Regions from separate parts of the Mus musculus genome. Here region 1 is linked to region 2. A link is a loop called in an ENCODE intact Hi-C map of the cell type or tissue named here. Cell type or tissue: left cerebral cortex. All regions are shown on one strand. Links, peaks and the distances in the headings refer to the core of each region. The heading gives the core; the rest is flanking DNA.

Region 1 (14,980 bases), core at 7,092-9,591, 270 kb after region 2:
TCGAACTCAGAAATCCACCTGCCTCTGCCTCCCAAGTGCTGGGATTAAAGGCGTGCGCCACCACTGCCCTGCATAGCTTATTTTTTGAAATGCCTTGGCTACTCAAAGGCTGGGAAGTTTTAATCCTCCTGTGGCTTTTCCCTCTGGTACTCCTGGCTCAACATCTTCTAAATCTACCTTTAACTTTGCTGCCCTGTTACCTTCTTTGAGGCCCATTGGTCTTTGCTGCCCAAGATGGAAGGGTGACCCTTCCTGGGGGTGGGGGGAGCTTTCCTTCTCCTAGGTTTTGGATTATCTTCCCTCTGCAGCTATAAATCTGATCCGTCTCCACTCCCATGGTGATTCTGTTTCTCCTCTCCCCCGCATCCTAGCCTGCACAAATCTAAGGGTCCCGTCTCATCTCCCTTTGCCCAGCCATTGGCGTCTTTATTGATCAATCAAAAACCGATTCGGAGCAAGGACTTTTAGTGTCTGGACATGCAGATTCCCAATTAGGGAACCAATCAATTCAAAGCATTAGAACCAACCCCCAACATACAATGGTCTCCATGTGAAATCAGACAAATGTGTTTCTATGGTTTCCACAGCCACTTTGACATATGATACTCTCCGGTTTGCTGAATTTGAAGATTTCCCTGAGACCTCAGAGCCTGTTTGGATTCTGGGCAGAAAATACAGCATTTTCACAGGTATTGTCCTCTGGGCTCAAAATACTCTGCAGAACTCTTGAGATGGCAGTTGTCTGCTGCCTCTCACTTTGTGTTTGTCTTTTCTTTTAAATAATTAGAGAAGGACGAAATCTTGTCTGATGTTGCATCCAGACTTTGGTTTACATACAGGAGAAACTTTCCAGCTATTGGTGAGTAATCTTTATTCTTTCAAATGCTTTGGTTCATTTGCTTTTAATCTCTGTGTCTTGTGAAATGGGGGTATAGCCACATGAATGTAGGCCAAAGGACAACCTAGGCCTTCAGTTCTTGCTTTTCCCCCTTGTTTGAGACAAGTGCTCTTATTCATCCCTGTGTATGTCAGTCTAGCTGGACTAGGAACGTCCAGGGATTCCTGTCTCTTCCTCTCATCATTCTGTAGGAGCTCTGGGATTCAGAAGTGTGCCGCTGCATTAAGCTACATGTAGGTTGTAGGAATTGAATGCAGGTCCTCGCACAGGCATGTCAAACTCTTTACTCACTCAGCTGTCGCCCCAGCTCAAGTATTGAAATGCATATGCTTTCTATTTCCTTGTTGGCAACGTGTCACTGGATTAAGAATCATGACAATAATTTTGTTGTTGTTTGGTTGTGTGATTGTTTTTGAGATAGGCTCTGTGCTGGATAGGTTCTTTTGTTTGTTTTTCTTTTGTAAAACTTAACACAAAAATGCCTCCATTAGATTTGCCTGTAAGTATGAGCATTTTCTTGACTAATGATTGATGGGGTTGGGGGTGGAATAGCTCACTGTGGCTGGTATTACCACTGAACAGGTAGGCCTGAGTTTTGTTTAAAAAAAAAAAAAAAAAAAAAAAAAAGCTAAGCAAGCCATGGGGCAGGTCATTATAAGCAGCATTCTTTCAGGGCCTCTGTTTCAGCTCCTGCCTCCAGGTTCCTGTCCTATTTGAGTTCCTCGGCTTCCCTTAGTGATAGGTTGTGATCAGGATGTGTAAGCCAAATGTTACTTTTGGTCACAGTATTTAATATATCACAGAAATAGAAACTAAACTGTGAAGTGGAAACTTTAGGGTTCTTTGGAAAGTCGGTTGGATGGTGTTTTGTTGGGGCAAACACGTGAAGGAACCTTTGTTAAAGAGAACACAGGTGTGAAAAGCTAAGGCCGACTCATGAAGGAACATTTAGCTCAAGAAGACACGAGAGAAGATGTTCTACTAAAACAAACATGTGAAAGGACTGTCTTAGTTAGGGTTTTACTGCTGTGAACAGACACCATGACCAAGGCAAGTCTTATAAAAAACAATATTTAATTGGGGCTGGCCTACAGGTTTGGTCCATTATCATCAAGGTGGGAACATGGCAGCATCCAGGCAGGCATGGTGCAGGAAGAGCTGAGAGTTCTACGTCTTCATCCAAAGGCTGCTAGTGGAAGACTGACTTCCAGGCAACTAGGATAAGAGTTTTAAGCCCACATCCACAGAGACACACCTACTCCAACCAGGTCACACCTATTCTAATAAGGCCACACCTCCAAATGGTGCCTCTCCTTGGTCCAAGAATATACAAACCATCACAAGAACACATGATGAAAGATTAACGACACACATATATTAGTCTGCCTTATGTTGCATAGTTGAGCTGCATTTGTCAGGACTCCATAGAGAGAATCACACCAAAAAACTTCTGGTGGTTTACTGCAGTTTGTTGCTGCTTCCAAGGACTCAAGCTGATTGGATGCATGTGCTATGACAAAATACATGCTAAGGCAATGCACAAGGAGGACACGTGATGCTTGGAGGGTATAAATAGGACTCCACGGAGTGACGGAGACAGAGCTTGACTTGTTGGTACAGCTCACTGTGTGTAACACTTGTGGGTCTCCAGTCTTTGATGATCTTCTCCCTGAGAGAGGCACAGCCAAGAGCTCCTCTTGGCATTTCTTCTGGTCCCTCCTGCTGACTGAAGCCAAAGCTGAGGCCTGGCTGTCTCTGATAGGTTGTCACTGCTGTTGCTAACCCAGCTCTAGCAAACTGGACTGCTGGTGTATCTGTGAAGTGTTTGTGAGTAGATCAAGCTGCTGTTGCCTGCTGACCTGTGAACTGAACTGCTGATTTCCAGACAACACAGACAGTTGCTTCAAAAAACCTTTTTACACAGGTCCACTTCCCTGTATCCTTTCTTTACCACTTCCCTTAGTAGGTTGTAGGTTACAAGGGAGGTAAAAGCATTAAAGAACCATCATTAAAAAAAAAGTTACGGGCTGGTGAGATGGCTCAGTGGTTAAGAGCGCTGACTGTGCTTCCAAAGGTCCTGAGTTCAAATTCCAGCAACTACATGGTGGCTCACAATCATCTGTAATGAAATCTGATGCCCTCTTCTGGGGTGTCTGAAGACAGCTACAGTGTACTTACATATAATAAATAAATTTTAAAAAAGTTACAAAACTGGGACCACAAAGTTACAAAACTGGGACCACATGGTAAATAGTGACTGCCAGGACGCTGGATAGGACACCATGGCTAGAGAGCAGCCTTCATTGTGTGGCCAGCTCTGAACATCCGTGAGGCAAGGTCTCTGTGTTGTTTCTGTAGCTATGGTAAACTGCCCTGACAAAAGCATAGTTGGGGAGAAAGGGCTTATTTTCCCTCAGAGTTCAGGTTATAGGCTAGGCCATCTTTGTAGGGAAGTCCAGCAGTAGGAACTGGAGACAGCTGAACACAGCATATCCATAGCCAGAAAGCCCAGAGGAACTGGTCAGCGCCTGTGTGCTCAGCTCACTTGCTTTTTAACACAATGTAGAACCCAACCCAGGGACTGGGGTCTCTTTCAAGCTGGTTTTCTTTCTTTCTTTCTTTTCTTTTTTTAAGATTTATTTATTATTATAAATAAGTACACTGTTGCTGTCTTCAGACACACCAGAAGAGGGCGTCAGATCTCATTACAGATGGTTGTGAGCTACCATGTGGTTGCTGGGATTTGAACTCAGGACCTTCGGAAGAGCAGTCAGTGCTCTTACTCACTAAGCCATCTCACCAGCCCCTCAAGCTGGTTTTCTAGTATCAGTGTAATAAAGACTCCCCTTGTAGATGTGCCCATAGGACAGCCCAATCTAGAAAAATCTGTGATGCTCTAAATAAGAATGTCTCTCCCCCCAAACAAAAGAGATTGGCCCCATAGGCTCATTTGCTTGAATGCTTAGTCTCCAGTTTGTGAAACTTTTTGGGAAGGATTAGGAGGTGTGGCCATGTTGAAGGTGTATAAGTTTCCAAAGCCCATGCTAGGCTTAGTTAGTCTGTCTCCCTCTCCCTCTCCCTCTCCCTCTCCCTCTCCCTCTCCCTCTCCCTCTCCTCCCTCTCCCTCTCCCTCTCCCTCTCCCTCTCCCTCTCCCTCTCCCTCTCCCTCTCCCTCTCCCTCTCCCTCTCCCTCTCCCTCTCCCTCTCCCTCTCCCTCTCCCTCTCCCTCTCCCTCTCCCTCTCCCTCTCCCTCTCCCTCTCCCTCTCCCTCTATTTTTTGATCAGATGTGAGCTCTCAGCTGCTGCTCCAGTGGCATGCCTATCTGCCTGCCTCCTTGCTCCCCACCATGGTGTTCATAAACTAACCCTCTGACACTATAAGCAAGGCTACAGTTATGTTTCCTTTTAGAAGTTGCCTTGGTCACGGTATTACATCATAGCAATGGAACAGTTACTAAGACAAACCTTCATTGAGATCTCTTCCTGGGTGCCTTAGTTTTTTTTTTGATTGCTGTGACAAAACACCACAACTGAGGTAACTTAAAAAGAATGTTGCCGGGCAGTGGTGGTGCACGCCTTTAATCCCAGTACTTGGGAGGCAGAGGCAGGTGGATTTCTGAGTTCGAGTCCAGCCTGGTCTACAGAGTGAAACTCTGTCTTGAAAAACCAAAAAAAAAAAAAAAAAAGTTGCACCACCTAACCAGGAGTGTTAAACACGGGGGCATCTTCTCATGGAGGAAATAAAATATTTTCATTCCATCCAGAAAGCTGGGAGAAGATGGCCTTTCACTATCCATAGAGGCAGACTCCAGCCTACTCCCCCAGAATGTTTATTCCAGACTCTCCCTCCCTAGACCTTTATATTTAGCTCCCAGTCAATACAACTCATCCTTAGGGGAGATGCAGTTTATGGCCTCCTGATCTCTGTGGTATCTTAGTCAGAGACTGCAGTAGCTTCTAGGCTTTTAAGCAATAATAGTACCCATCTTTATGATCACATGTACTTTGCAAAGTAGTTTTCATGTAGTCATACCTTAAGCTTTATTGTGGACCTGGAATTGGAATGATTGTTGCCTGGAAACTTTCCCTTCAGATTGAATTGTGTTTAAATATGCTGGCAATAAATGCTTGCATCAGACTTGAAGCTTGATCCAGACTAAGATGGGCTCAATTGAGTTTTCCTTCTCAGTTCTTTGTAATTCAGTTTCCTTGCCTGGCTTGATGCTTGCAGTGACCATTATGGCAGGGAGCACAGAAACAGGCAGGCAGGCGTGGCACTGGAGCAGTAGCTAAGGGCTGGTATCTCAGTCTAACTAGTAGGAAGCAGAGAGAGCTAACTGAAAATGTCCTGGGTTTTTGAAACCTCAAAGCCTGCCCACAGTAATAGACTTCTTCCAACAAGGCCCCGTCTTCCCAAACACTTCCACCAACTGAGGATCAAGTATTCACACTTTTCCTGTGGGGCTCATACCAGGTTATTGCAGATGGTGTCAACTTGGCAAAACTAGCCTGCTATAGTTAAAGCAGCTCATCGTGGTCCTAAGAACCAAGCATGGGCTGTATGCTTCTTGAGTATTGTAAAGATGACTTTTTGGGCTGTGGTGACAGGTATAGAAATAGAAAACGCCTGAGTTCCTTGTTCACTGTTCGCATCACATCTCTGCCTCTTATTACTACATACATAGGCTATAAACAGTCTTTTTGTCTACTTTGTGGGTTCCTGTTTCTACCACCCTTTTCCACCCTTATCCTTTCCAACTCTCCAACTCTAGGTAGGGGAGGAAGGAGGCTAGAAGGGAAAGGGGGCATTGATATTGTTGGGCATCAAGTTTGAGCTTCACCATCAGGATATTTTAGTTTTTTCTCGTCTCTTTGCACACAACTGTGCTATACACTGAGTGACCTTTCCCTGAAGAACTGCTGAGAGAATTCTCCCCATTCCTCTCATGTTAAAAGTGACTCCACAATTCTTGTCAGTCTTTCAAGCCCCAGTGAGTAGGCGTTAGTGGAGGGGCTCAACTCAGCTTGAAAGATGCAGAGTTTGTGTTAATCATTGCATTGCTAATGACTTTCCTCATCCTTACTGTCAGCAACAGTGGACATCATGTAACTCTTGAATTTTTGCTTTCTGGTACTAGGATATGGTTCTCCAGTTTTAATTCTGTGTCTTCTAAAGTAATCAAGGGAATTCTTGTTTGTGTGCCAGGTGTTCCTATTGGATATGTGACTGATCATTCACATATTTTGCCCATCTGGAGAGAATTGTTAGGGCATTCTACTCCCCAGCATATGTCCTCAGAGTTGTACCTTGTCTGACAAGTTCAGATTTATAAGGAGGATCAGTGCCTGTGGTATGGAGCTGCCTCTCTCTGATTGTGAATGTTTCTTGTTCTGTCTTCCACACAGGGGGAACTGGCCCTACTTCAGACACAGGCTGGGGTTGCATGCTTCGGTGTGGACAGATGATCTTTGCCCAGGCCCTGGTATGCCGGCACTTAGGTCGAGGTGAGTCACAGTGCTTACATAGAATCTGTGTAGTAAGGGATGGTTAAAGCACATCATAGAAGCTGGACATAGTGGCACATGCCTTTAATCCCAACCCCAGGGAGGTGACAAAATAAAAAAGCATGTCATAGGCAAAACACAGATTTGTGTGGTTCTTGTCTATCAGGTTCAAAGCTGTAGGCTCAATCTTGAGTAGCAACAAATTGTGTGGGTGTGTACACGGTTCCTTGCCAGTGAAAACCAGGGGGTCATACTTAAATGCTGTGGAAAGTCCATTTGAAAGTTATCTCACTTTCTGTAGGAAGCTTGCAGTGCTCAACACAGGTTTTTGTTTTTGTTTTTATTTTTGAGACAGGGTTTCTCTGTGTAACCCTGGCTGTCCTAGAATTCACTCTGTAGACCAGGCTGGCCTTGAACTCAGAAATCTGCCTGCCTCTGCCTCCCAAGTGCTGGGATTAAAGGAGTGCGCCACCACTGCCGGCTTCAGCACAGTTTTAATCTTTTTTCTTAGTATTTTAATTCAGGAGCTTACTGAGTTGCCCAGGCAGAACTTGAGCTTGCAGTTCTTTTATGTCTTAGTTAGGGTTTTTATTGTTGTGATAAAACACCATGACCAAAAGCAACATGGGGAGGAAAGGGCTTATTCCATTTTACATCAGGTCACACTTTGTCTCTGAGGGAAGGAAGGGCAGGAATTGAAGGCAGGAACCTAGAGGCAGGACTGAAACAGAAGCCATGAAGAAGTACTGCTTACTGGCTTGCTCCTTGCGGCTTGCTCAGCCTGCTTTCTTAGACAGGACAGGACTACATGTCCAGGATTGGTACCACTCAACCTTCCCACGACAATTATTGTTAAAGAGTATGTTCAAAAGAATTTTGTATATGTCTGTGTTGTCTAGGTATTTTCTTATTGATTGTACATCTTTCCAAATGACTCCAGCTGTGTCAAGTTGACATAAAACTAAATAGTGCATCTTGCTTTAGCCTCCCAAGTAGCTGGGATTACAGGTCTGAAGCACTATGCCTGTGCTTTATATTGATATAAATGTTTATTCTTTTGAAAATTAGCTTTCTGTTTTCAGCCTAGATTTGTTTTGATTAGAGAGTATGTATACATTTGAAATCCTGGCAGATTTGACTTCTAACTTAAAAAGGGTTCAAAATTAAAGTCTTGTACGTCATCTGAATATTGAACACTGTGCAAGTGGAAGGTTTGTTAGTTATGTAGTGGTCAAACTAACCTTCTGTGTTCTGTTCTCAATAGATTGGAGGTGGACTCAGCGGAAGAGGCAGCCTGACAGCTACTTTAATGTCCTCAATGCTTTCCTCGACAGGAAGGACAGCTACTATTCCATCCATCAGATAGGTGGGGATTAAGTTTGTCCTTGGGTTGGCTCTGTACAAAGGGCAGACTTCTTGGGCTTCCCTTAGGAGCTTTCTAAATCTCGCAGAGTTGGAGAATGGGGTTCTAGGCCACTCTCTGGTCTCTAGTCTCTGTGAGCTGCTCTGGGTGTTCCAGCACTAGCTCAAACCCAAGCCTGTCCTTCCCCTGTACAGCCTGCAGTGAGTGACTCTGTGCAGCCTGGGGGAGTTAGGCTCCTCTTGGAAGGTTTGCTTTGCTTTTCTCAGGAGGGTTGGAGTCCTGCCCAGACCTTTCTATGAAGCGTTTACTAATGTACCAAAAGTGAGGCGCACACACATACACACACTCTCTCTTTTGGGATGGATGTGTTTGCTAACATGGGTCTGTTTCCTGCAGCGCAAATGGGAGTTGGCGAAGGCAAGTCTATAGGCCAGTGGTACGGGCCGAACACTGTTGCCCAGGTCCTCAAGTACGTAATGAGCCCAGCCCTTCTGCTTCTTGGGGTCAGCATGAGTTCTCCTTGGCATTTACCCTCCTTGAGTACTTATTGGCACAGGAACTAAGGTATTCCGATTCTTTGCTTATAGACCCAGGGGAGATCCCTGGGTGACTATGCCAATTGTTCTGTGATTGGGATTCATGTTTAGGTCAGAGCCCTAGTGTGGCCCTGTCCTCTGTCTTGATATACAAATCCATCTGTAATGAGGGTGTCTTAGATCTGGGACCATGGCAGTTATGGTACTGTATCTGCAGGTGCTAGAGCCCTCTACCTCGTGTGTTTGTCAGACACACCCACATAAGTCATAAGCCTTCCCATGCTGTTGAGAATCTGTTAGAGTTTGTTCCTCATGAATGTTTGCCTATCCCCTCCTACCCTCTGTGCCTCCGTGGTTTCTTAAAGATTATTTTTGTATTATGAGTGTTTTTCTGCACATATGTCTGTTCACATCATACATGCAAAGCATGTAGGGAAGGCTAGAAGACATTGTTAGATCCCTGGAGCTGGAGTTAACAGATGGTTGTTAGCTGCTCTGTGGGTGCTGGGAACTGAACCCCGGGTCCTCTGCAAGAGCAGCAGGTGCTCTGACCACTGAGCCATTTCCTCCTTGCTTGTGCTCCTCTCCCTGCAGTGTGTGTTTTGTTTTTGTTTTTGACCTGATTCACTTTTCCCTGTGGCTTTGTGCTTTAATATCTCAGTGCCTTTAGAAGGCTCTGAACCAATGTCCAGGACTCATTCATGGAGGGCCCTATTCCTGTTGGGCTGAAAGCTAGTATCTCCCAAATATGTCTCTAGCTATGGTTTTTCCTGAATGTCCCCTTGCCACCCTACCCTGTGTCTGCAATGGCCATCTCCTATAGGCTCCACCTAGACACTTGCTTTTTTTCCCCTGTACCTGATGCCCAGTCATCCCAGGCCATGGCTGGCTGTGTGTCCTTGGTTTGGTTTCTTAGTGGCATGCACACCCTTTCTATCCCCTTTAGTGTCCTTGTTCAAGTTGTGCCTTGTTTTACTTTGCTGTTGCTGTGACAGAATGCCATGACCAAGGCAACTTATAAAAAACAAAACCACAGCATTTCAATTTAGGGACTCACTGTTCCAAAGTGTTAGACCTTGAAATTCATGGCAAGGAGCACTGCGGCAGGCGGGCAGGCACTGGAGCAGTAGCCAAGAGCTTACATCTGATTCACCAGCATGAGGCAGAGCAAGAGCTAATTGGAAATGACATAAGCTTTTGAAGTCTCAAAGCCTACTCCCCGTAGCACACTTCCTCCAGCGAGGCCGGACCTCCTATCCTAGTCCTTTCCAAACAGTTGTACCAAGTGAGGACCAAACCTTAGTATGTGAGTGTAGTATGGGGGGGTCCTCTTTGCAATCACTGCACACCTTTAGCTTGTGGTAGGATTTACGGGGCCGCCCCGGTGCTGCCACCTTTCACTGTGGCTCTGAGTAGCCTGACCAGGTCACCATCATGCTTTGGTCATATCTCTTGCCTCACTTCTTTTCTGTCTTCACTGACAAAGAGCAGTCTCTTGGTGTTAGGATTTACATCTTTCTGGAAATGGCAGGTCAGGCTGCTTATCCCTGCTTACTGTTCCTGTCCCTGGCCTCCTCTGCTTTTGTAGCTAAATCCCTTTTCCTCTCTATTTGCTTGCTTCTTCTTGCTTGCCTTTACTGACATATCAGCCAAGGGAAGTGCTGCTTTGTTCTCCTGGGTCTGTATCCTTGCTGCTGTGGCAGGCTTAATGAGTAGTGAGAAAATACCAGCTCTCCTGAGCCCCTTTCAAGTTTCTCATTAACGAGAAGGGGCTTTGTGTGGTTTTCCTAGTGCAGTGGTTCTCAACTTACAGGTATTCTGCATATCAGATATTTACATGACAACTCATAACAGTAACAAAACCATAGTTATGTAGTAACAAGGAAAATAATTTTATGGTTAGGGGGTCACGACATGAGCAGCTGTATTAAAGGGTTGCAGCATTAGGAAGGCTGAGAACTGCTGCTCTAGAGCCTTCCCAGCATCGGCTTCTTCTCTTACTAGATGCACCAGGTCCTTGTAGCTTAGATCCTTGGTAATTGTCTCCATTGGGGAATGTCTCTTCTTGCCTTCTGTCTTCTCACTGATTGATAGGCCTTCTGCCCCATCCCTGTAGCACCCAGTTTACATTTTTTCTACACAGTATGGCTGCTGTCTGCTCTTCTTTCAGAGCCATAAGTCTACAGCCATGCTTCCTCCTAATCAGTTGTGCTGTTCATTAGATTTCTGGGCTGTCAGTTCACAGTGTAAGGTGTTGGAAGAGAAGCTGCACAGCAGTGAGCTGGACCTGCCTCCATCCTGGTGAGACCTGAGTTGCTATGCCAGCTAGGGGCTCCTGTCCATACTGTCTCCTGACAAAGGGCAGCTGATGTCTTCTATGTACAACACTCAGCACACCTCCTGTTTGAGTCATTGGACAGATCCTTGACTTAAGCCTTGAAACTGCCTCAACTGTCACTGCTGTGGTGTGATGCTCATGCTGTACAAGGCTCATGGGAGTGTTCTCGCTTTCTGTAGGAAACTTGCTGTATTCGACACATGGAGTTCCTTGGCTGTTCACATAGCAATGGACAACACTGTGGTGATGGAGGAAATCAGTAAGTCGCTCAGGGTTTTGGTTGTAGGTGACAGCCCAAGAGGGAACCTCAGCTGGAGAGTTAGAGTTTCAAAGCAACATCAGCACTTCCAGCAGGGGGGAAGCCTAGGTGAAACATCTGTAAACCCATCTCTTACTGTGTTCACTAGGCTAAAGGAAAGAAAGGAATTCAGGGTAGCTGTTTGTGTATATGTGTGCTGTAGGCCAATCCAAAGTTCCAGGCCAGGCAGGACTACATAGTGAGACCCTGTATCAATAAAGGGATGAGGGATGGGGGCCGGAGAGATGGTTTGGAGGTAAGGAGCACTTACTGCTCTTGGAGAAGACCCAAGTTCATTTCCCAGCACACTTGAGTGATTCACAACCAAATGTGTAACTCCACTTCCTCCAATACCTTCTTTCGATCTGCAGGGGCACCAGACATGAATGTGATGCACATATGTGTAGGCAGAGCATATATAAAAATAAAATGAATGCCGGGCATGGCAGTGCCTTTAATCCCAGCACTTGGGAGGCAGAGGCCAGACTGGTCTACAAAGTGAGTTCCAGGATAGCCAGGGCTACACAGAGAAACCTTGTCTCAAACAACAAATAAATATATAAATAGTATTTTTTTTTGAAAGAAGACAATAGCTAATTAATCTTTCCTACAGGCTATTTCCAGATTATTTCCTAGAAAGTTCAATCTTGTAAAAGAGTTCAGTGAATCACTACCACTTTTAGTCTCTTAATCTAAAAAGTTATCTTCCTGTTTTTTAAATTTTTTTTATTTTCATGCATGTGTGTGTCTGAGTATATGTGCAGCGTGTGTGTGTGTGTTCCACAGTACGGGGTTGTCTGACCACCAGCAGACTCTAATCAGATGTGTATTGAAGGCTGCATTTCCTACATTTAGACAGAAGAAATACTGAAGGGTAGCCAGGCAGTGGTGGTGCACGCCTTTAATCCCAGCACTTGGGAGGCAGAGGCAGGCGGATTTCTGAGTTCGAGGCCAGCCTGGTCTACAGAGTGAGTTCCAGGACAGCCAGGGCTATACAGAGAAACCCTGTCTTGAAAAACCAAAAAAAAAAAAAAAAAAAGAGAGAGAGAAATACTGGAGGGTGAAGAAAAGCTGTTTCTTGGCGCTCTTCTGAAAAGGGGTCTGCATGACCTGGGTCTGCCCACACTACAGAGACTAAATGGCTGCTGCTTCTGTTTTCTTTAAGCTGCACATGGGAGCCAATGATTCAGCTGACTGGATAAAGCCACGTGCCACACCATTCTGGCAAACCTGGGAGTTTGATCACTTGAGCCCATATAAAGATTGAAGGAGAGCCAGCTCCACAGTGCTGCCCCTGATTCTCACAGATGCACTGTGGGACATACTGCTCTCCCATATTGTACGGTTATGTTTGCTTGTTTGAGAGAGGCTCTCAGTATGTACATCAGGCTGGCCCTAATCTCACAGAGGACCCTCCTGCCTCTGCTAAGTGCTAGGATTAAAACTGTATACCACCATGCCATTTGAAATGGTTCATGGGAGATGATTCAGCAGTTAAGAGTACTAAGCTACTACTCAGAGGACCGAGGTTCAGTTGTCAGCCCCCACATCGTGGTTCACAACCATCTTTAACTCCAGTTCCAGGAGATCCAACACTTGAGACCTTGATGGCACTGCTTGCACATGGTGCACAGATGTACGCGCAGGCAGAACAACCATAGAGATATTTTAAAAAAATCTTTATGTGTAGAAAATGTTTCTCTCCTTTTTTTGTTTTTTAATGTGTATACGTGTTTTGTATGTATGTATGTATGTATGTATGTATGCATGCATACTACCTGCATTTCTGGTACCCAAGTAGGTCAAAAGGCATTAGAACTCCTGTAAGTGGAATGAGGGGTGGTTATGAGCCACTATGTGGGTGCTGAGAACTGAATGTGGATCTTCTGCAAGAGCAGCTTGTATTCCTAACCAGTGAACCAACTGTCCAGCCCCTAGAAAATTTTTCGTTGAATAGGGACATTTTTGTTTTCAAAATTACTTATATTTTAAGCAGTTGGGATTTTTGTTGTTTGTTTTAAATGATTTTGTGTGTATGGGTGTTTTGCCTGTGTGTTTGTGCACTACTTGCGTGCCTTGTGCCTGCAGAGGCCAGAAGAAAGTGTTGTATCACCTGGAACTGGAGTTACAGACAATTGTGAGTTGCCACGTGCATGCTGGGAATCAGACCTTCATCCTTCGAAAGAGTAGCCAGTGCTCTTAATCACTGAGCTGTCTCTCCAGCCCCTTAGCGCCTGGTTTTTAAAACATTTTTTCTCCTTGGGGATAACTTCTGTCTCTGCTTAGCTGATGAAAAATATGTATTCCCTTTCAGGAAGGTTATGCAGGGCCAACCTTCCCTGTGTTGGGGCGGCTGCACTTCCTACTGATTCAGAGAGGCACTGTAATGGGTTCCCTGCTGGAGCTGAAGTCACCAACAGGCCATCGGCTTGGAGACCACTAGTGCTTCTCATCCCTCTCCGCCTGGGACTGACAGACATCAATGAGGCCTATGTGGAGACGCTGAAGGTGAGTCTTTTTCATCTATTTCAGTGTGTGGTCAGCTAGCTGTACCTCTAAGAGTCAGGCTGGATCTTATAGGTGATGTTGAGAATTTAAATATCTATAGCTCTATAAAGGGTCTTCAAGCCCACTCACCCTGTTGCTGAACCTGACATCCGGTCTTCTGTCTCTCCCAGATCTCCCAGGTTTCTTCTATGCTCTTCCTGTGTATTTCCAATTCTCTCTAGAGCAGTGGTTCTTAACCTGTGGCTCCTGACCCATTTGAGGGAAGTTGTCTTAGTCAGGGTTTCTATTCCTGCACAAACATCATGACCAAGAAGCAAGTTGGGGAGGAAAGGGTTTATTCAGCTTACACTTCCATACTGCTGTTCAACACCAAGGAAGTCAGGACTGAAACTCAAGCAGGTCAGGAAGCAGGAGCTGATGCAGAGGCCATGGAGGGATATTCTTGACTGGCTTGCCTCCCCTGGCTTGCTCAGCCTGCTTTCTTATAAAACCAAGACTACCAGCCCAGGGATGGTCCCACCCACAAGGGGCCTTTCCCCCTTGATCACTAATTGAGAAAATGACTTACAGCTGGATCTCATGGAGGCATTTCCCCAAATGAAGCTCCTTTCTCTATGATAACTCCAGCCTGTGTCAAGTTGACACCCAAAACCAGCCAGTACAATTGACCCCTTGTCAACTTGACACACAAACACATCACTATTAAGCCTCAACCCTTAGTTCTTTTTTTTTTTTAAAAGATTTATTTATTTATTATATGTAAGTACACTGTAGCTGTCCTCAGATGCTCCAAAAGAGGGCATCAGATCTCATTACAGATGGTTGTGAGCCACCATGTGGTTGCTGGGATTTGAACTGGGGACCTTCAGAAGAGCAGTTGGTGCTCTTAACCACTGAGCCATCTCACCAGCCCCAACCCTTAGTTCTTATTCATCTCCAAGATCTTAAATAACTTTAAAAGTCCCACAGTCTTTACATATTAAAAGTTCAATCCTTTAAAAAATATCCAATATCTTTTAAAATCCAGTCTTTTTATAATTAAAAGTCTCTTAACTGTGGGATCCATTAAAATATTTTCTTCCTTCAAGAGGGAAAAATATCAGGGCACAGTCACAATCAAAAGCAAAAATTAAACTCCCAACTGTCCAGTGTCTGGGATCCAACTCACAATCTTATGGGCTCCTCTAAGGGCTTGGGTCACTTCTCCAGCCATGCCCTTTGTAGCACACACGTTGTCTTCTAGGCTCCAGCTGCCCGTACTCCACTGCTGCTGCTGTTCTTGGTGGTCATCTCATGGTCCTGGCATCTCCAAAACACTGCTGTCATTCACTGTAACTTGGCTTTAACAATAGCCTCTCATAGGCTCTCTTCATGGTGCCAAGCCTCAACTCCTTTGCATGACCCCTTCAGTTCTGGGACATCAATTGCAACTGAGGCTGCACTTTCACCAATGGCCTTCCATGGCCTCTCACAGTGCTGAGCCTCAGCTGCTCTGCGTGACCCCTTCATGCCTTCATAACCAGCACCACCTGGG
Region 2 (14,980 bases), core at 5,975-8,474:
TTTGTTTTTTTTTAAGATACTAGAGGCATATGCCACCTTGCCCAGCTCAAGATTAATCAATTAATCAATTAATACATTTTGATACTTTGAGACAGTCTCTCAGTGTAGCCTTGGCTGTTGTGGAACTTACCATGTAGATCACAGTGGCCTCGCCTTTGCCACCAAGTGCTGGGATTACTCTCAAAATTCTTTTTGCCTGCATAATATATTCTTCCTCCCATTCAGTGACTATGTGTGAGACTCCTGTATTGCCCATGAACTTTTAGGTGCTTATAGTGTCTGTTTGGCCTCTGGCTCTTGTCTTGGTAGATGATTGTGAGAGTATTTTCAGCTTAGCTGCTGTATTGAGGCTATTACTAGTATTCCTATTGTTTTTTATGTTGAAAGTGAGTGTTTATAATTGTTACTATTATTGTTATTCTTACAGACAGAAAAACTCCCAAACAGCCTTTTTGGCTGTTTCTTATCAGTTATTTGGCCATTGGTACACAAATGATTCTTAGTGGATTTTGTTTTGGGTATTTTTATTTAAGGGAATCTCACTATGTAGCTCTGGCCTATCTGGAACTTGCCATGTGCACCAAACTGGCTTAAACTTGCAGATGTCTGTTTCTGCCTCTGCTTCCTGAGTATAATTCTTGTAAATTTCAATTATGAGTTACCTAGTTAAAATAATATGTCCTTAACTAAAATTGATTCTAGTTTTGTTATTGTTCCAGATTTTGGATGAAATTGAAGAGCATAGCATTAAAATCTATCACTTACCTGATGCAGAGTCAGATGAAGATGAAGACTTTAAGGAGCAGACTAGACTCCTCAAGGTAAGAGCTAACTTTAGACATGCAGCATGAACAATTCCTGTTCCCTGCTTTCTTGTGTACATATTTTAAAAGACACATATGGCTAAGAAAGCTTCACTGACAGAAGATTGGGAAGGTCATATTACAGTAATATATTTTGGTATCAACATATTTATGAAAGTTTTAAGAATTGAAAATGTCATTGCAGGCTGAGAGATGGCTCAGTGGTTAAGAGAGCACTGTCTGCTCTTCCAAAGGACCAGGGTTTAATTCCCAGCACACACATGGTAGCTTACAGCTGTCTGTAACACCAGTTCCAAGGTTCTGACACCCTCAGACCAATGCACATAAAAGAAAATTAAATAAATCTACAAAAGAAAAAAAGAAAAGAAATGTCATTGCAAAATTGGTTTGTTTAGACTCTGTCCATGTGAGAAATAACTAGTCTGTGTAAGTAAAATGTATATCCGTTTAGCACTCAGTCAGATGTAGTTAAGGCCAGGCATTCTGGCACACCCATTTAATATCAGTACTGGGGACACTGGGAGATGCAGAGGCAGATGATAGATGATCACTGTGAAGTGGAGGTCAGTCTGCTCTACATAGCTAATTCCCGGCCATCTATAACTATGTATTGAGACCTTTCTCTTTTTTTTTTTTTTTTCCTTTCTCAAAACAAAACAACTTTGTAAATAGTGGTGAGCCTTTTCTTTTCTTTTCTTTTCTCTCTTTTTTTTTTTGTTTTTGTTTTTTGTTTTTCAAGACAGGGTCTCTCTGTATAGCCCTAGCTGTCCTGGAACTCACTTTGTAGACCAGGTCAGCCTCAAACTCAGAAATCCACCTGCCTCTGCCTCCCGAGTGCTGGGATTAAAGGCGTGCGCCACCACTGCCCAGCTAGCAGTGAGCCATTTCTGTATCCTTGGTTTACAGTGAACATTGTTCTCTACTACCTTGTGGTTTTTTTCTAGGCCAGTATCCCATTCTCTGTGGTTGGCTCCAACCAGTTGATTGAAGCCAAAGGCAAGAAGGTTAGAGGCCGTCTCTACCCATGGGGTGTTGTAGAGGTGGAGAACCCAGAACACAATGACTTTCTGAAGCTGAGAACGATGCTCATGTAAGACATTTGGCGTATTCACTAGGGCAGACCATGAAGAGTGGGGACATTCAGAAACTGGTATCCTCTATTGCAGACTAAGAAGACCATTGCAGTTGGGACTGAGGGTCTTTATTGGGACTCAGTCTCTGTTGAATCTCTTTCTCCTAGGATTTTATAGTACTTGCCCTTCTTGCTGTCCACCCTTTAAATAAATGTAAACTTTAAGTATGCCTTCCCCTCTTGAATCGTTTTTAAATTAAGGGTGATGACTTTTGACAACAGTATGGAAAAAAAGGATATAGTCTATTGAACTCTTAAGTTTTAAAAGAAGAATGAAATGGGCCTCAGATATGGGTCAGCAGTTAAAACTGCTTGCTGCCACTGTACCCATTTCAGGTACTCAACAACCACCTATGACAACAGTCCCAGGTGACTGCACACCCTCTTCTGGATAGTGCAAGCACCCAAACACACATGTATACAAACAGACCAAGGAAAGACATTCTGAGTGACAGTGTCACAGATATGGAACACTTACAAGTTAACCACTGTCTCTCCAATAGCAGGTTTGTTACTAGAGGAAATGAGAACCTATGGGATCTTGGCTATTGCCCAGCAAACAAAGCGAGAGCCCCAGAGTCTATTAATGCTACAGCCAGTAAATCAGCAGCTCTGCTTCACCATTAGCCTAGAAAACTGTAAATGTTACGGGTGTCAATTAGCTTAAGATGTCTTGGTCTAGTTTTTGTTATCTTGTAAGTATGGAAGCCCATTTGTCTCTTTCTGGAAACTAGAATGTTAACATCTGGTCAAGTTCTTCTCACTATGTTAAAATGAATCAGAGGGTATCATATGGTGAGACAGCATAAGCTATTTTATTTTTATTAGCATGTGCTTATACATATTTTGAGGTATAATGTATTTAGCACCTATTTACTATATATACTAAACAATTTCCTTCTCTCCATCACTTCTTCTTGAAACGTTCAAGCTTTACTCTTGTACTTCTCTATAAAATATACTTCTTTAATGAAAAAAGTTCAAAGAGAAGTAATCTGAATAAACTAATACTTTGATTAGTTAAATTACTGCATACTTAGGCTATTTACTGAATGAGAACCAGTATGATTTTGCCATCTTAAGTTATTACAGATGTAGCATAATAGTTCTGAGAGTGCTAAGACATACTTGTCTGCAGTGCTGAGCAGCTGGCTGTCCTAGCCCTGTCCTTCAGGGAATGTCAGTGTTGCACAGTAGGTGTGATATTTCTCTGTTATGCAAGTTGTGCCTTCCTTAAAGTGAAGAAGATCCAACTACCCTTTTATCCACATTCATACTGTTTTCCTAAATAGGAATGTGTTATGTTCTCTACACAATTTTAAATGAGTAACATTTGGGAAATAAAAAAAGCTAGGCAGAGACCTATTAGAATTGTCTATTTTTCATAAGATCTTTTAGAGAATTAAAGTGTTATATTTCAGTTATCATTTACAAAAAAGTCTCCTGAATCTCTTTTGTGTCCATATCCCTCCAGTGCTAATGGCTTTGTAGTGTGTCTTGTAGTGCCTATGACAGTGTCAAGGAGAAAGTATTCTCTATCAAGGTCTTAGTGTTGTAGCTTATTGTAGTTCCAAAGGAGCTTTCTTACCTGAGAGTCCAGCAAACTGTGAAGTTTACCAAATAATTATCCGGGCTCACAGTACTGGCTTTTTTCCATGTGTTTCAGTCTAGAATATTGCTGTTGTTGCCCTCGAGACTGCCATATCCTGAATCCCTTGTTACATTTCTTCTCCTTTTTAGCACCCACATGCAGGACCTACAGGAAGTGACCCAAGACCTTCACTATGAAAACTTCCGTTCTGAGAGGCTGAAGAGAGGCGGCAGGTTGTCACACTGTCTTCCCAGTATCATGTTCCCTGAGTCTCATTCTCCTGTCTTTCATGTGTATAACTGGGATTTCTTGATCATAAAAAAAATGTACTTTCTGTTCAATCACTGTATCACTGTAAAAGAATATTGTTAATTCAGTCAAGTGGAAGCGGGGACGGAAAAGAGACATTCATAACATGTACATAAAGAACAAGTTCAGAGGCTAGAGAGATGGCTCTGGAGGCAAGAACACTTGCTCCCCTTGCAGAGGACCTGGGTTCAATTCCCAGCACCCTCAATGCAGCTCACAACTGTGACTCTCAGTTCCAGGGTATTTGATGCCTTCTTCTGGCATGCATGTGGTGCATGGCAGGCAATGCATACAAGTAAATAATAATAAAGCATTTCTTTTAAACAAACAGCTTTAGATGGAAGAGCCAGAGGCTTGCATTGGTACTTTTGTGGAAGTATGGCTGTGTTTATAAATAAATGATGGGTTTGCTTGCCATTGAGAGCTTTGGAAGGTAAGATCACCATAGGTGTCACTGGAGTAACAGCTCTATTTTCTACAGACTCCATGTGGCCAGATCCATTCACTTTGTCTCTTTTGTAGTCCTAGTGTATTTGTATGATGTCTTAGTTAGGGTTTTACTGCTGTGAACAGACACCGTGACCAAGGCAACTCTTTATAAGGACTTTAACTGGGGCTGGCTTACAGGTTCAGAGGTTCAGTCCAGTATCATCAAGGTGGGAACATGGCAGCATCCAGGCAAACGTGGTGTTAGGAGCAGCTGAGAGTTCTACATCTTCATCTGAAGACTGCTAGCAGAATACTGGCTTCTAGGAAGCTAGGATGAGGGTCTTTAGCCCACACCCACGGTGACACACCTACTCCAACAAGGCCACACCTCCTAATAGTGCCACTCCCTGGGCCAAACATATACAAACCATCACATATGAGAGATGTGCTTTGTGACCCAATTGTACCTGAAAAACCATGTCTCTAGGAAGCTTACAAGTACCTGTAACTTAAGTTCCAATGAATCTAACACCTCTCACTCTAAGGGCACCAGCATTCATATGCACATATTTTTATATATAGACACTCACATACACACATAAATAATAAAATAGTTTTTGAGATGTTAATTTGGAAATATATTAATTAAGAAAGGCTTTTACTAGCATAACTGTTGGTGTTATCAGCGAGCTTTCCTCAGTCCTGTGTGCCAGGCTCTGTTCACTCAGCTTCTTTTGGCTTCTTTAGGTGTAATGGTTTATTCACAGCGTAGTCATGAAGGGGACTTACCTAAACCAGGACCCTTCTTTTGCTTAGACCTGCTGCTTTTGACTGTAAGACAAAGGCAAGTCATCTTTCCACCTTACAGAAATAAGTCTTCTGAATTTCCAGTTTCATGTTTTGTCTTCTTTTTCTTCCTGTGTTCTCTTAATTATCATGTCTTTAAAAGGCCTTAAGTGAAGGGGACCCGCACACACACAGTGGGGGGGCTCCCCTCATAACCTGGATTAGGCACAAACCACACCCAAACACTTATTTTCACATAGAGAAAACAAGAAAGAAAAGTAAAAGTTTCTGCTATCTGGCTCCAACAGAAAAACTGCAGGTTCAATTTTTAAGAGGAGAAAAGGAGGTCTGGATTAGAATGGGCTCAGATGCTTTGACTGGGCGTGTTAATTAGATGAACCAAAGGGGGATTTTGATGGCTGGGCTTCAATGCTTTGATAACTGGATGTTAGTAGTCAGCCTTAGGAATGAATCTGGCATAAGAAAGAGTCTGAATAAGGGAACAGACTTGAATGGAGAGCTTTAGGGATGTAATCTGTGGTTTACAGAGGCATAGGAGTGGGAAGGGCAAGGCCTGCCAGAGCCATGCTTGCGCTGCTCAAGCTGGCCAGAGACCTTTAGAAAGCAAATAAATATAAAGCAGAGTTCTTCAGGATTATAAAAGTCTGTCTGTTATCTCTATTCAGAAATACAGTATTGTAGTATTAAAGTTGTAATTTCTTTTTTACCCTTAGGAAAGTAGAGAATGAGGACATGAATAAAGACCAGATCTTGCTTGAAAAGGAGGCTGAGGTAAAGTAGAATGGTTGTATTCTAGAATCTATAGCTGTTTTATATCCAAAATTTTCATAGTTAATTATAGTTTTTCCTTTCTTTTTGAAGCATTGTTTGCTAATCTTTAAAATACATGTAAATACATAGTATACATATTTTAAAATGTATTGCCTCATTCAATCTCAAGTAGCAGTTTAGCTAACAATAAAAGGTTATATGACTGAAATTTTTTTTTTTATAAACTGTTCAAAGGTCTTTTTCTCTATATGTAGAGAATAACCAATTGGGAAACATAATGAATTGCCATTGCAAAAATAGGGTAGAAATATATGTCTTACTTGGAAGAAGAAATGAGATTGTGCTGCTAATAAGATAGTGGAGGTTAAAACACTACATTGTGGGTAGGACAGTCAGTATAAGAATTCAGTCCTCTAAACCTCTGAATTTAGAACCATGTGAACAATACTCTAGCAGAGTGGTATTCTTTCCTTTCCTAAGGGGTGTTTGGTAATGTAATTGCAATGTTTGAAGGCGTAACTAAGTATGTGGTGCACAGGGAGCTCATTGAGAACTGGACTACAGAACAGTTGATACCCAAATAGCCAGCTAGCAATTGATCAGGACTATAGAACACTGCCAGTTAAAATGATGCAGTTTATTTAGTGGTGATGTGGTCACAAGAGGACAGCCTTTTCTAAAGAAAAAGAAATAATTTCTTTGATCAAATTAATTCTGTGTGGATAAGATACTTGTAATAACCACAAAGCCACCTAAAGAACACGTGAGTAAATATTTTAGAGTCCTTGCCTGCAGCCCTTCTGAACATATACCGACCTCAGTGGCAGCGATTGTTAAGGAGTCTAACAATGGATGTGGGTCAGTTGGTGATGCTTATCCTGGGTTCAATCTCAGCAAAGCATAAACTAGGCATGATGGCTCTTTCCTATAATCCCAGCATTTGGGAAGTAGGAACAGGAAGATTAGGAGTTCAGAGTTATCCTTGGCTACAGAGGGAGTTTAAATCTAGCCTGAGCTAGTGATAATATGTCTCAAAAATAATAAAAAATTAATAAGGGAAAAGTTTTGTTTTCATAGCTAAGACCTTGTTGCTGAGCAGAAAAGATGATTCATCCTTTGTGTTCTCCAAAGGGTAATAGCAGGCTTTCTTTTTGCCTCATTGTCTTACTAGTCTTTAGTGATTCTGTTTATTGATAACTTCTGTCTCATTTGAATCATAAATTTTGTCATTTACATGGGTTTTTTTATAGTTGATTCTTTTATATTGGTTTATAAGGTTTATTTGAACATGTGTTTGAGAAAAGCAATGGAAACTAATGCATGACAACACCAACGTTGTATCTGACATGTACTGTTCATAGCTCCGCCGCATGCAAGAGATGATTGCAAGAATGCAAGCGCAGATGCAGATGCAGATGCAGGGTGGTGACAGTGACAGCGGGGCTCTCGGGCAGCATGTGTGAGGCCGAGCTTTCATATTGGTAAGTGGGGAGGGAGGGCGGGCTCACTGCCAGCTCAGCCATGACTGTGACTCCCCTATGACTATGGGCTCCTCTCTCTCAAGTCCGCTGCTGTTAGCTGTGTTAGTAACCTTTCATTGAAAAGCAGAAACTAGTCTCTGCTGCCACCTACTGTCTAGTAAAGATATTCTTATTTTCTAATGTTACAATATAGTTTATGGTAAAGAAAAAATTAAATATGTTAAAGAAAAATTAAAATTTTTATTAGTAATAGTGTTGGAAACTCTTTAATATTGGAAACATCTTTAAAAAGAACTTTCTTAATTTATTAAAGTCTTCTGCAGATGAAAAAAAATAGTAAAGGTGCCAGAAAGAGGAACCAGTGCCATTAGATAAGGGCCACCTAGGTGTAGACCTCTAGGCCTCTCAGGCAACCGTGCTGTGACCATTGAAAATTGGCGTGTCACTCAGATTTGTGATCTGATGTAATTCTGAGCACTGTTTTACAGTATCTGTCAGTTTCCACAAACCTCATAAAGGCATCTTGATTTAGTTCAGTTTATGCCCTTTGTTCTGCAGAGGGAGGATTGCCAGTGCTGTAAGAAACAAATGCATCACTTCCATTTAAATTGTTTTGTTTTTACTTTCCAGGAAACACTTTGGATAAGAAAGACTTCCTGATAAGTGCTACAGCATCAAGGTTCTTAGCCCTGTGGAAGGAAGGGCACCCATCCACAATGAAGCACCTGTGTCTGAGGATTTCAGTTGGTTGTTTTTTGTTTTTTGTTTGGTTGGGGTTTTTTTTTTTTTTTTTTTTTCTTTTTTAACATTTGGTGGTTTTTGTTTTTACTCTTTTTTTCTTTTCCTTCTTTTTCTGCCCTCAACCCCCCAACTCCTTTGGTATGAAGTACTTTTAACATTTATATTTCATTGTTACACTTTAAATTTTGTAAGGAAAACTCTGATATTTTATTCCTCCTGAACCACTAATGTTAGAATTTATTTCTAAGAATCAGTCAACATGTATACTCTTAATAGTGAATTTCTATGATATAGCTGGCCTGACTAATCACTGACAAGTACTCTTTGATTTCTATCTAGACATTTTTATGCTCAGAATGTTCCTGTGTGGTGGACATTGATGTACCTGTGACAGAAGTGGTTGTGCATACTTGGTGGCAAATTATTTGCTTACTAGAATTGAAGTCACATTGTTAACTTTATATTTGTACAGAACACCTAAAACCAATTTTGCTGCTGTAGTTCATTCGGCTTATTCATCTGCACAATTATCTGTTAACCAGGTAGAACAGAAGAGAGTTATCTAATGAGATACATGTTTATACTTAAATAGCTTTTAAAAAGCAGGATTTCAGGGTTGAATTTTAAGAGCTCTGGATTCTAGTGCCAGATCATTTTCAAACCTCTGTAGAGAAAGCTCACTACAAGGACTTTTTATACTGTGGATGCTGATTATGCTATGCTGTGGAGAGAACCAAAGCAGCTATGAGCTCCAGCTTCATATTGTAACAAGACTCTTTATAAGGAAGAGTCAGTAAACTTTTTACTCAACTAAAAAGGCAATACTTTTTTAAAGAAACCAAAATGTTTATATTTTATACTGCACTTTAATGTACTTTCTATAACTAGGTGCAAAAGGTCATAGCAGTGGAAATCATAGTCCTTGGCTGGCATGGATCCAACCCCAGGCTTGTGATTGGGTGGTGCTCTTGAACAAAAGGCCACTTGAAGCCCAGATGCCTGCCAGGTTTTCGTCTAACTCTTCCCCTTTTCAGTGATCCTTCTATTGAAAGGAAAATAGCAGTGCTGGGTTTTTTATGTGCAGACTGTCTCATCTGTTTCCAGGCACTGTCATTTTCTTCAGTGTGTGTAGTATAAATGTCTTCACACCATGAACGAAAGGCTTTTCAGATCTGTGCCCCAAGCAGGCAAGCAGAGTCCTGCCTGGTTTATATTCTGGCACTTCCCTCTTCTACCCTGTCTTCTAATGTCAGGCAGTGACCTTAGAAGGGAAGGGGCAGGTGAAGGAGGCAGTGGTGTGGAGAAGCAAAGCAGGTGCTAACTGTGTGCTTTCATTTGCTGCAGGAGGAAGGACTTGATTGATGATGAGGCAGGGATTTACGTTTAATTCAGTCCAAAACTCAGTAGTACTAATAAGATGAAGCTTAAGCATGGTTGTTTATAAATTTAATGAGGAAAAATACATTTGCTCGCTTTGCCTCTTCACATTGCATCACTGTGAGTGATCAGGGAAGTTCATTGTGTGAAGTTCCTATCAAGAAAAGCGTCAATGACTTTAGAGTACCCATGCAGTCCTTTGTTTGGCTTATTTTGACATTAAGTTTGTTGGAGAAAAATTTAAAAACAAAAAAATGAAAGAATTCCCAAGTATTCGGTGTGAGTCCCATGTTTTTGAGTTAAGGTGCTACTTCGGGTCAGCTGACATCTAATATTGGCAGTGTGGATTGTGAGGTCTTGCAGCCACAATTCTAACCCCCTTCAGTTTTACTGCTTTTGCTAACAGATACTTGCTCTTTCACTAAGAAGTAACTTGTACTTGTAGAAATGTATTTTGAAAACATTTCACACTTCAACTTTGTATCCATTTAAATTAACCTTTTTCAATAAAGCACTATTGTTTAGATATTAAATGAGTAGTCCTCTTTTTGAGTAAAGTATGCGGGCCATTGTGAAGATTCAAGACCCCTATTACAACTGTATATCAGAGCAAGATGTTACTTGTATTAATAGCAGGCGTGCTGCGTATATTTTCATCAGAGATAACCCAGATACTCCAAAAGAAATCCTATAGCTGTACAGGTTATCAGATTGTCTGCAGACTACTTGATAAAATGGACAGTAAGACTTCATAGGTAAATTTACTAATTAGAAAATGAAGCAACAACTGTTAAACATAGTGGGAAGTAAAAGTGATCCAAATATATTTCTAATTCTCCATATTTGTAAGAAGAGAGATGAATTAGGAAAACAGTCTTAATTTTTAAAATGTTTGTTTATGTATTGGTTGGAGTTTTTTTTGTGTTTGAGGCAGACTCACTTTTGTAGCCTGGCTAACCTGGAACTCTTTATGTAAATCAGGTTGGTCTCCAACTCAAAGAAATCTACTATCTCTCTCTTTGCCTCTGGAGTGCTGAGATTAAAGATGTATACCACCATGCTCAGATTTTTACGTTTTTCTACCTTTTTATTGTATGTGTATGAGTATTTTGCCTGCCTGCATGTCTTTGTACCATGTGTATGCCTGTCACCCAAGGAGGCTAGAAGAGGAGGGTGTCAGGTCCCCTGGAACTGGACTTAGAGACCGTTGTGAGCAGCCATGTGGGTGCCAGGAACTGGATTTGTGTGTTGTGGAAGAGCAGCCCTTAACAGCTAAATCATCTCCCCAGCCCAGGAAAGTGACTTTAAAAATCTGAATTTGCTCTGGTGAGATGCCTTAGTGGCTAAGAGTACTTGCCTCATAACGTGATCAAACCTGAGTTTGATCTCAGGACTCATAAAGGGAGCAGAGCCACATAACCCCAAACTTTATCCTAATCTGGGTGGATGATCAATCTCTTCGGCCTGGCCTCACTCCGGTTTGTCAGCATGACCCCTGGATTGACCACCCAGTACTATCGGAGTCTTTCTCATCCTCTTGCTCTCTAAGCAGCGTACTGACACTAGGAAATGAGGCTCCTGCTCTCTAAATCACTAGGTTGCTCATGTCAAACCTCATTCTTGCCTTGTCCAGTCCAGCTCCTTTTCTTTTTTTTTTTTTTTTTGGTTTTTCAAGACAGGGTTTCTCTGTATAGCCCTGGCTGTCCTGGAACTCACTTTGTAGACCAGGCTGGCCTCCAACTCAGAAATCCGCCTGCCTCTGCCTCCCAAGTGCTGGGATTAAAGGCGTGCGACACCACCCGGCCCAGTTCCTTTTCTTAATGATGGACATCACAGTCAGTGGCTATGGCAGTGGCTGGTTACAAATAAGGGATAGCCAAGGTGGTGGAGGAAGTTGGGAAGCCTACTAAAATTGCAGACCCAGTCAGCCTGAGCTTCTAGGTTGCCTTGGAGAAGCAGAGAGCCCCCCCACCCACCCACCCTCCAGTGGGCTGAGGCCCTCCCTGCTTATCTTAAGGACTTATTGCCAAAGGCTAGAGTTCTATATGAATCGCTTGGGGGCCTGTGTGGATTTATTTAGCCTAGACTGGTTCAAAGGGCTGGCTCCCTGCAGGCCCATTCGCTTAACCAATGGAAGAAGAAAGTGAGTTTGCTGCAAGTCTGAAGTGGAAGGACCAGAATCCAGTCTCACCATTTTTCATTTCCAGAAAGCCTCAAATCCAGAAAGGAACCGCGAGGGCTTCGAGGACTCTTAGCGTAGCCTGCACCTCAAAAGCGTCCCTTTAGGAACAGCTGGTGCCTAAAGACCACGGTTCCACTATTCCCTGGTTGGGCACCACGGATGGAAGGTAGGAAAGAGCCTAGTAGTCAGGGAGGCCTGAATGCCAGAATAGTCCCGCGAGCTTGAAGTCCAAGGCCCCACCCAGAATCGGGGCTGCCCTGCTTGCCAAAGCCAGGCTGTAGGCTGAGACCCGCCCCTGTGCCAAAAGTCCCGCCCAGGGCCACCCGCATTCCAGAGTCCAGGTCTGGGGTAGTCCTCCCGTTGTTCCAAAGCTGCGTCCAAGATAGAATCCTCCCGTCGCCTTGTCAAAGCGAAGACTAAGACGGAGAACTCGCGGGTTTCCTAAGTCCCACCCAGCACAGAGTCCTCAGGTCCTAAAGCCCCTCCCAGGGCCGAGGACACGCACAGCCCGCCGAAGCCCTGTTGCACCCGCGGAGAAGCTGCACAGCTTTGCTTCTGACTTTATGGGGCTCCCTCGCCCCGCCCTGTCCCATGTGATCACCAATCAGAGCTAGGTGCTGCGCTCGCAGGCGCCGGTCGGGAGGACCCGCCCGCAGGCCAATCGGTGGTGCGTCCGCGGGGGGGCGGGGCTGCGGCGGACGCGCGGCGGGGGCGGGGAAGCAGCTAGCTGTCGGGATCGGGCGGCGCGGGCGCAGGACGTGGAGGAGGCCTGGCTGGCGGCGGCGCAGGCCGGTGTGGCACGGTGAGGACGCGGCGGCCGTGGGCGGGGGAGGGGAGCGAGCCGCGCAGGGGCGCTGGGTTGGGCATGGGCTTCCTTCGTTGGCCGGACCTCAGCGGAACCCGAGCCGGACCAGGCCTGAGGCTGGCCGTCCACCAGAGAAAGTCCACGCCCGGCTCTGAGGCCTTCGTGAGGCGCGCCAGAGTCCGCGTTTGACAACACACGTCTGTGGACGGCCTGTCGGTGGAGGGCGAAGGGAGGGAGAGTCTCGGGTCCAGTCTGGATGTCCGCTGAGGACTGGCTGGAGAGTTGCTTTTGTAGATGGGCAGTCTGGGGAGGGCTGAGAGCTGCAGAGTTCCAAGGAGCCAGGCTGTCAGCAGAGTACTGAGGACAGGAACAGCACACGTGGAGACCAGCTGTCGAGGAAGGGGGGTGATCAGAGTCTCAGCATCTCTCGTGGACACTGAGTGTCCCGTGATGGGTTAAGGGCCACAAGAATGTCCTGCTGAAGACCGCCCCCACCCCCAGGCCAGTGCTCTACAAAGCACCTTGGGAAGCAGCACCCGGAGCCACAAATGAAAGCCCAGAAGGGCATTCTTTTTTCTTCTCGGCCTTTCCTTCAGAACTGAGACTCGGATATTCTTACTCTGCTAAGATCTAGAAACAGTACTGGCCCACTGCCTTTTACTCATCCGAGATTATAAGCACCTTTGCCATTTACACACGTGGCAGTGATTTCTTAAACTCTTTCATGTCCCAGTAATGGTGATGAAAAATTGAAATGAAAACAAGGCATTCGTGAAGGAAATAATGTCGATACACCGTGCTGAGAAAGAATGGAGAGCCTTAAGATTCCGGACAGAATCTTTAAAGGGGTGGCCTTTCTCCCTAGCTTTGTTCTGTTTCCATGAGGTGTTTTTGACTGGGCCACTGTGAAAATATTTGGTAATTAGTGGGTAGCACCGAATTAGAGTCGGTCTTGTGGAGACGGCATTATGATCAGCAGCACAGATTCTCACAGTGTTAGCAAGATGGAAAGGTCATTTGAAATGGGGAGGTATGAAGTAACCTTTACTTGTAGGCCAAATAAAAGTTTTGTGAGTTTCGGGACGTGGGAAGGCATTTGTGAAGCGCTTTGTGGCTGTTTCGTTGTCAGTTCTAAAGTTTTCATATATCCCTGTCCCCCACCGTTTTTTGTTGAGACAGTTTCCATAGCCCGGGCTGGCCTCCAACCCGTCATCCTCCTTTGTCAGCCACCTGAGGGCTGAGTGTAGGTGGAGCACAGGGGTGCGCCATGGCTTCCTATGCATAGCCCCGTTTTAAATAAAGCACGGGAAGACCTTGCCCGGTGGGGTTGTGGATGACTCTCTGGGATACCGCAACCATGTAAACCTCTGCTTCTCCGGTGTCCTTGCCCTGCCACATTGTAGAGATGGTGATTATCGAGTTAGGTTCCTTCCTACAGATTCCTTTACAGAGAGGACTCAGGTGTATCTCTCATTTGCCCCGCCTCAGGTTCCTCATCCATAGAGTGGGTTTAGAATGTATTTACCTCAGACGCTTGTTGCCATGACTAAGAATCAGTTTTTCAAAGCCGCTAAGATGCCCTGCATCCAGTAAGTACTTCATTAACTGTTACTGACAAGTGAAAGGGCGACCTGAGTCAGTGGCAGCGCAGGCTAGCCCTGGGTATTTGTAAGAAGAGCTAGAGACTTGGTGATTCCACAGAGTTATCCCACTTGAAAAGGGGTAGGGTCCAGGGAGGAGCATTGCCTAAGCAGAGATGAATCCATGGGTAATTCTGCAGGACGCCATTATGTCTGTTTGTCAGTTTCCTCCTTTCCAAACACCCCTGCTTCTAGTCACATGAACCCCTTCTGTATTCAGACATTAACAGATTTCTCTAAATTCTGCCAATCATTTTGGTTACATTCATAGTTTCCTTTTCCTTGCTTTCCCTTCATGAACTCTGTACATACCCTGCCTTGCTCGGTGTGCAGCCAGAACACACTGAAAATCTGGGTGACTCTAGTCTGTTCTCTAAGGTCCATATACAGTCCTTTGGCTCTGTGTATCTGTTGAGGTGAGGGTTTTACTTTACCAACCAGAGTTGAAAAGCTGAGGCTCCCATAGAACGTAGTGCGATGAAGTCTGGTGTTATAATTTACTCAGGAGTGTTTATGTGGGTGATGATTGTGCTCTATTTTTGGAAAGCAACTGCCAGTATGTGATATTTTGATTTTTGAAATTCCACTTAAAAAAAAATCTGATAGGCAAACCTTGTATCGATCAGGTGGTTAAGTAAACCTCTTGGCTAGTAAACATTCGTTGGTACGCTCATTCCTGTCCCTCCTCACAGCATCATTTGAACCATTTCGGTCCTGGGAAATAGGCTGTAAGTAGTTTTTAAAAAAAGATTTATTTATTTTATTTATATGAGTACACTGTCACTGTCTTCAGCCACACCAGAAGAGGGCATCAGATCCCATTACAGATGGTTGTGAGCCACCATGTGGTTGCTGGGAATTGAACTCAGGACCTCTAGAAGAGCAGTCAGT

What was found. Peaks named below come from ENCODE experiments on the same cell type or tissue, not always from the same donor. Only the 100,000 strongest peaks of a DNase experiment are listed, where the experiment ranks them.
Region 1: a loop joins it to region 2, with 2.6 times the contacts of the local background. A loop is called at or near these places in 1 of 42 quality-filtered maps.

What each region holds. Positions count from the first base shown.
Region 1 is chr1:93,767,466-93,782,445 of GRCm38, forward strand. Atg4b (autophagy related 4B, cysteine peptidase) reads left to right here. Exons shown (of 13, transcript NM_174874.4): 2 at 588-689; 3 at 788-859; 4 at 6,305-6,403; 5 at 7,668-7,769; 6 at 8,163-8,235; 7 at 10,820-10,899; 8 at 13,253-13,446. Among named protein-coding and RNA genes, the nearest start is that of Atg4b, 20 kb to the left of the region's middle. In left cerebral cortex, for the core only: no CTCF peak of the experiment used is centred there; a DNase peak (open chromatin) is centred at 8,043.
Region 2 is chr1:93,499,739-93,514,718 of GRCm38, forward strand. Septin2 (septin 2) reads left to right here. Exons shown (of 13, transcript NM_010891.2): 8 at 720-821; 9 at 1,769-1,914; 10 at 3,697-3,780; 11 at 5,806-5,863; 12 at 7,225-7,344; 13 at 7,975-9,995. The coding sequence ends at 7,326. Farp2 (FERM, RhoGEF and pleckstrin domain protein 2) reads left to right here and starts at 12,366. Exons shown (of 27, transcript NM_145519.2): 1 at 12,366-12,446. In left cerebral cortex, for the core only: a CTCF peak has its summit at 7,511 (motif pointing left); a DNase peak (open chromatin) is centred at 7,416.